3 separate regions of the Homo sapiens genome follow, and regions 1 and 2 are each linked to region 3. Evidence: chromatin contacts called from ENCODE Hi-C or POLR2A ChIA-PET data. All regions are on one chromosome and are shown on one strand. The core of a region is the stretch at or near the end of the contact, and the rest is flanking DNA. Distances in the headings are between cores, read along the strand shown.

Region 1 (2,700 bases), core at 65-2,564, 260 kb after region 3:
CCTGCTTACCACCTCCCTGGGTACTTACAGCCTTCTCTTGGGAACAGCCGGGGCCAGGACTGGGTCACCTATGAGCTGAATCAGCATCTCCTCCTGAGTCCCAGGGCCCCTGCAGTTCCCAGTCTCTTCTGTCCTGCAGCCCTTGCCTCTTTCCCACAGGTTCCACTTTATATCCACCTTTTCCTTTTGTTCAATTTTTATTTTTATTTTTTTTATTATTAAATGATGTGGTCTATGGAAAAAAAAATAAAAATCTGACTTAGTTTTAAACTGTGTGAGTGGCTTTCTTTGGGCAGGTTAAGAAGCCACTGTGGATATCTGAGCGTGGACATCTGAGGATATCTGGAGTAGGAGTTGCTCTCATTCCATGTGTTCCTTTAGGCTGACTGCTTCCTGCTTATTGAACTTCCCACGTCTTTTATCCCCTGCCTTGGCCCTGACCAACCCAAAGCTGTGGACCTTCCTCATTCGGGAAGGCATGGAGCAACCTGTGTCCGTGGCGGCACCCCAGCAGGGCTAGGAGGGTGGGTCCTCTTCTGGTTCCTGGTCCTGTGCACGGTTAAATTAGGGGTTTGGTCACCTGCCTGCCACCTTGGTGCCTCCCACAACTACCACCAGGGGGCGGCAGCTCCTCGCTCTGTTGGCCCCTGTAACCGAGCTTCCCAAGAAGGGTTCCACTGCCCGCCTCCGACCTCCCGCCGATGTCGTGCCTCTGTTCCCGACCCGCTCCCTGGGCCCGGGCCTCGGACTCTCTGGACCCTTCTGCCGTCCTTAAGTGTCCCCCAGCTGACCTGCTACCGTGCTTTGCATGGGCTCTCAAAACGCCGCCGCCTTGCAGCTGGGATTCCATCCACACCAGTCCCAAAAGCCAGCCGGGAACCGGGAGCCCGGAGCCGGGTCTCTCCGCAGTGGGCTCCGAATTCCCCACCTCACCGCGCGCTCGCCCGTTTTCCGCTGCGGGCGGGGACTGGCAGCTTCGCGCTCCCGGGTGCACCCGCCCCGCCAGCTCTTCGGAAATGGCCTGGCGCCGTGGCCTGGACGTCCTCCCGCCCGAGTGCCCTGCCGGGCGCTGCGGGCCCGGTCCGGGAGGGGCGCCGCATCTGTATGCGCCCCGCAGCCCAGGAGCGCCGAGGGGGCGGACGCGCGGCGCCGCCTCCGCCCCCGCCCCCGCCGCGCGGGCCCGGCTGGCCGGGGAGGGTCGGAGGCTGGGCTCTCCTCTCCCGCGCGGCGCGGAGCCGCCTCGCTCCTCCGCAGGCGGAGTCTTCTTCCCCCGCCCCCTCCGTCTCGCTCCCTTGTTCTCGCCGGGGCCGCTCAGACCTGCAGCGGAGCCGCGGCGCCCGCTCCAATCGGCTCGGGGCTGTGCCCCCGGGACCCGGCGACGGGGGCGGGCGGGGGCGCTTCCCGCCGGCCTGGGCCCCTCGGCAGTGCCAGGTAAGGGCGCCTGCCCCGGAGCAGGGGTCGGGAATCCGCGGAGGGGTAGGAGGGGGCCCGCAGCCTGCGGGGGTCTTCGGAGGGGTGCGCTCCGTGGCTGGGAGCCCGCTGCCGGCTCCCTTCTCCCGCGCTCTGCCTCTTTCCCTTCTCCCCTCGCACCTCTCTCCCTCTTTCTTCTCTCGATTTCTCTTCACCCTTCCTTCTCTGCCTGTTTGCCTTCCTTATCCCTTCCCTCTGTCTCCCCAACCCTTCCCTCTCCCTCTTGTCCTTTTTCCATCTCCTCTCCCTCTTTGCCTTTTTCTTTCTCTACCTTTCTCCCCTTTCCTGCCTTTCTCTTTTCTCTTTCTTGCTCTCCTTTCCCTCCCTCTCCTCTCCCCTTCCTGCTATCCTGTTTCCCACTCCTCTATCCCCTTCCTTCTCGCCTCCTCATCCCGCCTTCTCTCTGGTCCCCAGCCTTCCTCCGGTTTCCCCCTTCCCTCGGGAGCAAAGGGACTGTCAGGTGTGTGTCTGCTCTGAGGGAGGAGGGGCAGAAGCCACAGCTACCTGAGGGGTCCTCCCCCCCGCCCCTAGGAGAAAGGAGAGCAGTGGGAAGGGTCTCCTCTCTAGCTCCCTTCCCGTGGCCCCTCCCTGCCTCCACCCCTCCTGTCTGCTCCTTCTCCCAGAATTAAGTTCCCGAGGCCTGGCTTGACACCCCCGAAGCTGAGGTCTGCCCCTGCCTGCCCGGAACTGCCCCCGGTGACCCGTTTCCAAGCCTGGCCCCTAGGACTCCTCTCTGCCTTCAGACACCCAGGCTGCTGCCCTGGTCTCTCTCATTCTGTCTCTTGCCACTGTTCTGTTTCTGTCTCTCATCCAGTCATTTCTCTGCCGGACAGTCCCTGAGTCAGTCTAGCCGTCAGTCATTATCTGTCTCTAGCCTCTGGGTGGACCTCTCTCCCCGGTCACCTCCCCCTGTCCCCCACCCTGTATCCTCTTCCTTCAGCTCTGGCTCCCAACTCCTGTCTCACGAGCCCAGTCCCCCTTCAAGGACTGCACTGGCAGCGTGGGCTGGAGACAGGGCCTGGAGAGTGGGGCTCCCCCTTGTGGGGAGGGACTTTCACAGACTCTCAGCCCTGCCTGAGGCTGCACTCCTTGTCATCTCATGCTGACCCTAGACACCTTAAGGCCACACCTCCATGAATCCCAACTCCGTAATTTTAAGCCCTTTCTCTGGTAGCCCCGCCTCCTCCAATACCTGGCTACGTGCCCAACCTGGGAGGACAGAGACCAGAT
Region 2 (2,700 bases), core at 98-2,597, 490 kb after region 3:
GGCTGAGGTGGGAGGACTGCTTGAGCCCAGGAGATCAAGGCTGCAGTGAGCGATGATCATGCCACTGCACTTCAGCCTGGGTGACAGGGCAAGACCCCATCTCAAAAAAAAAAAAAAAAAAAAAAAAGCAGTCATATGTAATTCCAGAGTCTTTCCAATAGTCCATACTACTACAAGGAGATGCCAGGCTTCTTACAGTAAATAACAAGTAGAAAAAATCTTCACCATCTTCCTCAGTCACCAATTATCCAATTAAGCAGGATCATACCCCTAGAGAGCAACAATAGGGTATTAAATATTCAGATCTCTGTGTTGTCAAGGAGGACTGGCCTATGTTCTAGTCCTGGATTTGCTACTACCTAGCTGTATGATCATGTGCAATTCACTTCTGTAGGCCTCAAATTTCCTACTTGTACACTGGAGTCTCATAAGGAGAATGGGGAGTAGCTTCAACTTCTCTAAGGTTCTCCCTTCTAGGGCTAATATTTATTCTCCCTCCCTCTCTCTTTTGTAAGTAAAGGTAAAAGAATTTTCTGAAGGGAGCCTGCCATCCATAGTCTTCATCCTTCTACCCCTCTGAGACGCTTATTTCTGCAGCTTTTCAAAGAGCTCTCCCTGCATTTGGTACCAAATACTGAAAATTCACTAACCACAGAGAAAAGTGGTTCTTGGTTAAAAAAAAATGTCCCCCTTTGAAAAACGCAGAAGTCTTGTCACCCCCTTCCACCCTGGCGGCCCCAAGTCAGAATTATCTTCTGCTTATCTCCACAAGCCAAGATCCTGTTTAGCTTTACCTTCCTTAGTCGAAATGCAATCTACAAAATAAACAAGAGGGTTTCTTTCCCCAAATTCCGTTTTCCAAATAAAAAGTTAAACACTTTTACACGCCCCCACCTTGATACCCCCAGCTCCCCGTCCAGGGGCGTTCCCTCTAGGTGAAAATCTCCCCAGTGGAGTTAACTGCCAGATCAGCGCTTACCCGCATATGACCAGTCTGGGAGCTCGGTAAGGGGCCCGTAGCCGGAGGGGTTGGCAGCCAGTCCCTGCCTGTGTGGAGAAAAACAGATCTGTGAGGACCTAGCCCAGCTTCTGGTCCCCCAGGTGCCCTCATCCCAGGACTCACTGTAGTCGCCACTGGCCGCCCGCCCAAGCGGCTACGCTGCAGTGCAGCCTCCGGACACCTGCTGGGAGAACAGAGCAGAGTTGGGGGAGAGGCCGCGCAGCCGGATCAGGGGTCCTGTGCCCGTCCCCAAAGGGCCCCCGAGTCCACGGTCCCTATCTATACCCACTCACTGAAGAGAACAGTCCCTAAAGCAGCCATGCTGAGCAGGAGTAGCCGGGGTAGCCGGAAGTAGGCGTGGCCTCGGTGGCCACGCGCGACGCTATCGGGGAAGCAGGAAGTCGCCATCTTGAATCTGGGTTTTCAATCACGGCTCCGCCATCTTGGGTCATCGTACGGAAGGAGAGACAAAACTGCAGTACAGGTTTTTGAGGTGAAAACGAATTGTCGTTCAGCGCATGCATTCTCAGTGGAAGTCGTGTCCTCCCAGATTAAGCCGTTCTGAACAGTTCCCACAACCTCCCTACAGCGGTCTCTAGTTCATTGAAATTGATATTAATAGTAACTTTGATCTCAGGGGTAACATCCACGTCATTCTACAGATCCTCGCATCACTGTAACACAGTTTTCCTAGACTAAGAAAAGTAATCAAATCTAGAGTTAATCGGAAATTGGGCCAGCCTGGGCAACATGGCGAAACTCCCTCTCTACAAAAAAATGAAAAATTAGCTGGGTGTGGTGGCGCATGCCTGTGGTCCCAGCTACTTGGGAGGCTGAGGTGGGAGGATGGCTTGAGCCTGGGAGGCCGAAGGCTGCAGTAAGCAGAGATCATGCCACTGCACTCCAGTCTGGGTAACAGAGCGAGACCTTGTCTCAAAAAAAATTCTGTGTGATAAGTGCTGTATTAGGCGTAGATTTTATGGAGAACAAAACCAGACATCAATATCCTGATAGAGCTCTCGGTATAAAAGAAACAAGACAGGCCAGGTGCAGTGGCTCACACTTGTAATCCCAGCACTTTGGGAGGCTGAGGCTGGCGGATCACCTGAGGTTGGGAGTTCGAGACCAGCCTGACCAACATGGAGAAACCCTGTCTCTACTAAAAATACAAAATTAGCCAGGCATGGTGGCACATGCCTGTAATCCCAGCTACTCGGGAGGCTGAGGCAGGAGAATTGCTTGAACCCGGGAGGCAGAGGTTGTGGTGATCCAAGATTGCGCCATTGTACTCCAGTCTGGGCAAGAAGAGTGAAACTCCAACTAAAAAAAAAAAAACAGACAATCAAATGATGACATACATGAATATTGTCATTGAGTGCTGGGAAAGGAAATACATGTTGTTTGTGAGTTTATAGTGTGAACTTGATCTACAGTAGACCATCAAAGATGACTTTCCTGAGAAAGGGGTATTGTATTGGAGCTAAGATGTGACATTCCATTTTTATAAGTGCTACCACCGCACATTGCTTAATATTATCCTTGCAACAACCCTGTGAGGTAGGTACTAGAAAGTGGCAAACCCTGATTGGCGACTCCCCTCCTTTTATCACTTGCTATTCAGTACTGTCTTGGAGAAGTCATTTATCCTTCATTTTTTAATTTTAAAAATGCTTAATATGTTACATTTGTGAAAACGATCT
Region 3 (2,700 bases), core at 152-2,651:
CAACCGAGAATAGTGCCTAGTGCATAGCAGGTACTCACTAAATATTCAATAAATTGAAAGAATTAATACACACTTAAAACAGTATAGGAATCCCTCCTGCCTCCAAATCAAATCCCTAATGAATGGCTTTGGTTGAAATGCTTTTAAGAGTGAGCAAAATTAAGTGGGCTGAGACTCCACATTTCTAGATTAAAGGGGAAACCCCTTGCAGCTTGCTTTCTCTTAGAATCCTAAAGCGTCTCCAATTGGAGGAAAAACTATTAGATTTGAAGGTCAAATGCGAGCACGCAACCTCTACAAAGAAAGATAGACGTAGACTAAGAACAAAGAGCAACACAATTATAACAGGCACAAAGGGAGGCACAAGGCTACCACCACCAAAATATACGTTCTGCCTCACAAAGGTCAGAGGAACACACAACGGACTATGACCGCGGCACAGTCATAATAGCTCAGACAAGCAGCTCCAGGGTGCCGAGTATCTAACCCCACATTCCCCATCCTCCCCACAACCCTTCCAACCCGAGAACCCGGGCTCCGCGTGCAACCGCCAGTTACTCACCATTGCCTGGAGGTGGACTCATATTCATCTGCTTCTCTACCTCGTTCTGTAGCTCCTTTAGCTTCTCAGCTTCTTCCTCCATCTCCCTGACTCGAGCTTTGATAGCTTCCAGCTCCTAATATAAGTGGGGAGGGTATGGAGGACAGCTTAAGAGGAACCAACGCAGGGGCTGTGCCCTGCTCTCGGCCAGAGCGCGGCCTCAGCCATGCTCGGCCATTTCCCTCGCCCCATGCGAGGGTCGTGATAAAAGAAAAGCTACCCTCTCTAGAACAACACTAGGCAACCGTGACGCCCGAATCAAGCCAGTCGGGCCCCTTGTAGTGATCGCTGACCCATCCCCGGCCCGACCCGGCCCCAGCCACGTTATTCCCCGCCCAACCCCACCCCCCGCCTGCCACCCGCTCGCCCGAGCTCTGGGCCTCCAGTGACCCGGCCGGCCAGCCGCCGGCCTGCTCGCTCGCCCTCCTTCCCTCACCGGGTCCTCAATGGCGCCGTCCCCCGGGTCACCCTCGACCAGTCCCGGCTCCTCCTCCTCCTCTTGGCTGCCGGGGGCTCCCGAACCAGGCCCAGGGCCCGGAGCTCCCGGGGGGGCGCGGGGCCGGGGCGGCTCCTCTTCGGGCTCGGGCTCCGGCTCGGGCTCCAGCAGCAGCTCCTCAGGCTCCAGTTCCTCAGACTCCAGGCCGTTCCCGTAGTCCCCTGCGCCCCCCGGGGCCCCCTCCCCGGCCTCCCCACCGGCCCCGGGCACAAGATGGCGCCGCCGCCCCGGCCCGGAGCCCCGACCGCCCGCAGCCCCCGCTGCTGCTGCCGCCGCCGCCGCCGCCGCCATCGCCGCTCAGACTGGGGCCCGCCGCCCGGCGATTGGAGAGCTGCGCCGGCCACGCCGAGGACTCATTAGTCAAGCTGCCTGCCCGTCACCATGAGCTAGTACTCCATTGGGGAATATTACTTGGCAATCAAATAAGGCCCCACCTCTAAGGCGGGGCACTGCGCCAAATTCTCAAATCCCGGTAGGGGAAATCTGCCTGTCAATCAACACGCGTCCCACCTCCTATCGAGTCCTTAGGTAATAATACCGCCACGCTGTGACGATATTCCTGCTTCTCCCCGGCCTACGGGCGGGCCCGCGAAGTATGGGACGCTCCGTGATTGGCCCTAGCTAGGCGACTGGAAAGGACCAATCTTCCGATCGCCTCACCGCAGTGGCCCAGTCTCAGATGCCGATTGGCTTGCGAGAGTCGAAGGGGTGACACTCGTTTCGTGACAGGTGAACCTTGCCCCCGAAAGGACTGCCGGGCTTCAAACTTGGGAAACCCGAGGTCACATGACTAGCCAGTCCTAGGGGGCCGCCATCTTGATACTACTGCTTGCCAGCTAGTGAGCTGTTGGCCGGGTGAGGCCCAAAACAGAGCAGCAGTTTCAGGAAACTTGTATCTCGACCAGGAAGCACCAGTAGATGGGATGTTGCTGAAAATGGAGGTTGTGAATGAAGCATTCCAGGAGGGAGCTTACTTTCCCCATCCAGGTTATTGGCACCATCATCCACTAGCTCTCCCGCACCAGAAAGCAGGGAGGATTCCTCAGTCCAGAGCTACTAGTCACAAGTCCTGTCTGTCCCGCCCTCTTGCGTAGGCCTTCTGCTCCCCAGTTCCATTTTCTTTTTCCTGGACAGCTTCCAATGTCACCCCTCCAATCTGCACCGCTAACAGACTGGCCCCCCTTTGCTGGCGAGGTAAAGTCTCAAAACCGTAAATCACGGCCTTCGATACGCCAGCATGTGGTTACTTTGTGGATGTTGTTTCCTTCCACTCTTCTCGTTCCTTTGGGTGTACCTGCACCCAGTCTGTGCCTCTAACATGTAGTCCCCCTTCAATCAAACCACTGCAAACCCCAGCTTCCCCTCATTTCCCAGGACAAGTGGGCCTATCTCCACGGCGCGCTTAATTGTTTTACTGTTTCCTAACTAGGTTGTGAGCGCCTGCAGATGAGGGGCCGGTTCCTATTTATATTCGCATCTCCACGGCCTGGCAATATGCCTACCACATAATGTCCTGTTAGATGTTTGTTGATTGAACAGGCATTGATTGGGGATTTGGGTGCCACCCTTCATTTAAGCCCTCAAGCCCCCAAGATCCCAGAGG

The links. Hi-C counts contacts between places; a loop is a spot of excess contacts on that map. ChIA-PET counts read pairs that join two places held with the same protein, here RNA polymerase II (POLR2A). Pooled maps may share reads with other maps.
Region 1: a pooled map shows a loop between it and region 3 (4-fold over the local background). The contact joins the promoter of CDH24 here to the promoter of PABPN1 in region 3. A Hi-C loop is called at or near these places in 2 of 50 pooled maps. POLR2A ChIA-PET finds 5 or more read pairs at or near these places in 8 of 52 experiments (A549, CD4-positive, alpha-beta T cell, H1 and 5 more).
Region 2: a loop to region 3 is called in a pooled map, with 7 times the contacts of the local background. The contact joins the promoter of MRPL52 here to the promoter of PABPN1 in region 3. A Hi-C loop is called at or near these places in 8 of 50 pooled maps. POLR2A ChIA-PET finds 5 or more read pairs at or near these places in 3 of 52 experiments (BJ, CD4-positive, alpha-beta T cell and HepG2).

Annotation. Positions count from the first base shown.
Region 1 is chr14:23,056,134-23,058,833 of GRCh38, reverse strand. It overlaps CDH24 (cadherin 24), which reads left to right and starts at 1,314. Exons shown (of 13, transcript NM_144985.4): 1 at 1,314-1,431. ACIN1 (apoptotic chromatin condensation inducer 1) reads left to right here. Exons shown (of 19, transcript NM_001386863.1): 19 at 1-270. It overlaps LOC105370705 (collagen alpha-2(I) chain-like), which reads right to left and starts at 1,174. Exons shown (of 2, transcript NR_169511.1): 1 at 792-1,174; 2 at 185-549. RefSeq lists silencers at 1,085-1,234, 1,315-1,434.
Region 2 is chr14:22,828,534-22,831,233 of GRCh38, reverse strand. MRPL52 (mitochondrial ribosomal protein L52) reads right to left here and starts at 1,347. Exons shown (of 5, transcript NM_180982.3): 1 at 1,294-1,347; 2 at 1,124-1,181; 3 at 980-1,047. The coding sequence starts at 1,321. RefSeq lists an enhancer at 1,364-1,443.
Region 3 is chr14:23,320,158-23,322,857 of GRCh38, reverse strand. PABPN1 (poly(A) binding protein nuclear 1) reads right to left here and starts at 1,401. Exons shown (of 7, transcript NM_004643.4): 1 at 1,038-1,401; 2 at 563-677. The coding sequence starts at 1,388. It overlaps BCL2L2-PABPN1 (BCL2L2-PABPN1 readthrough), which reads right to left. Exons shown (of 8, transcript NM_001387346.1): 4 at 563-677. RefSeq lists enhancers at 27-836, 837-1,648, 1,902-1,971, 1,660-2,310 and silencers at 942-1,011, 1,072-1,501.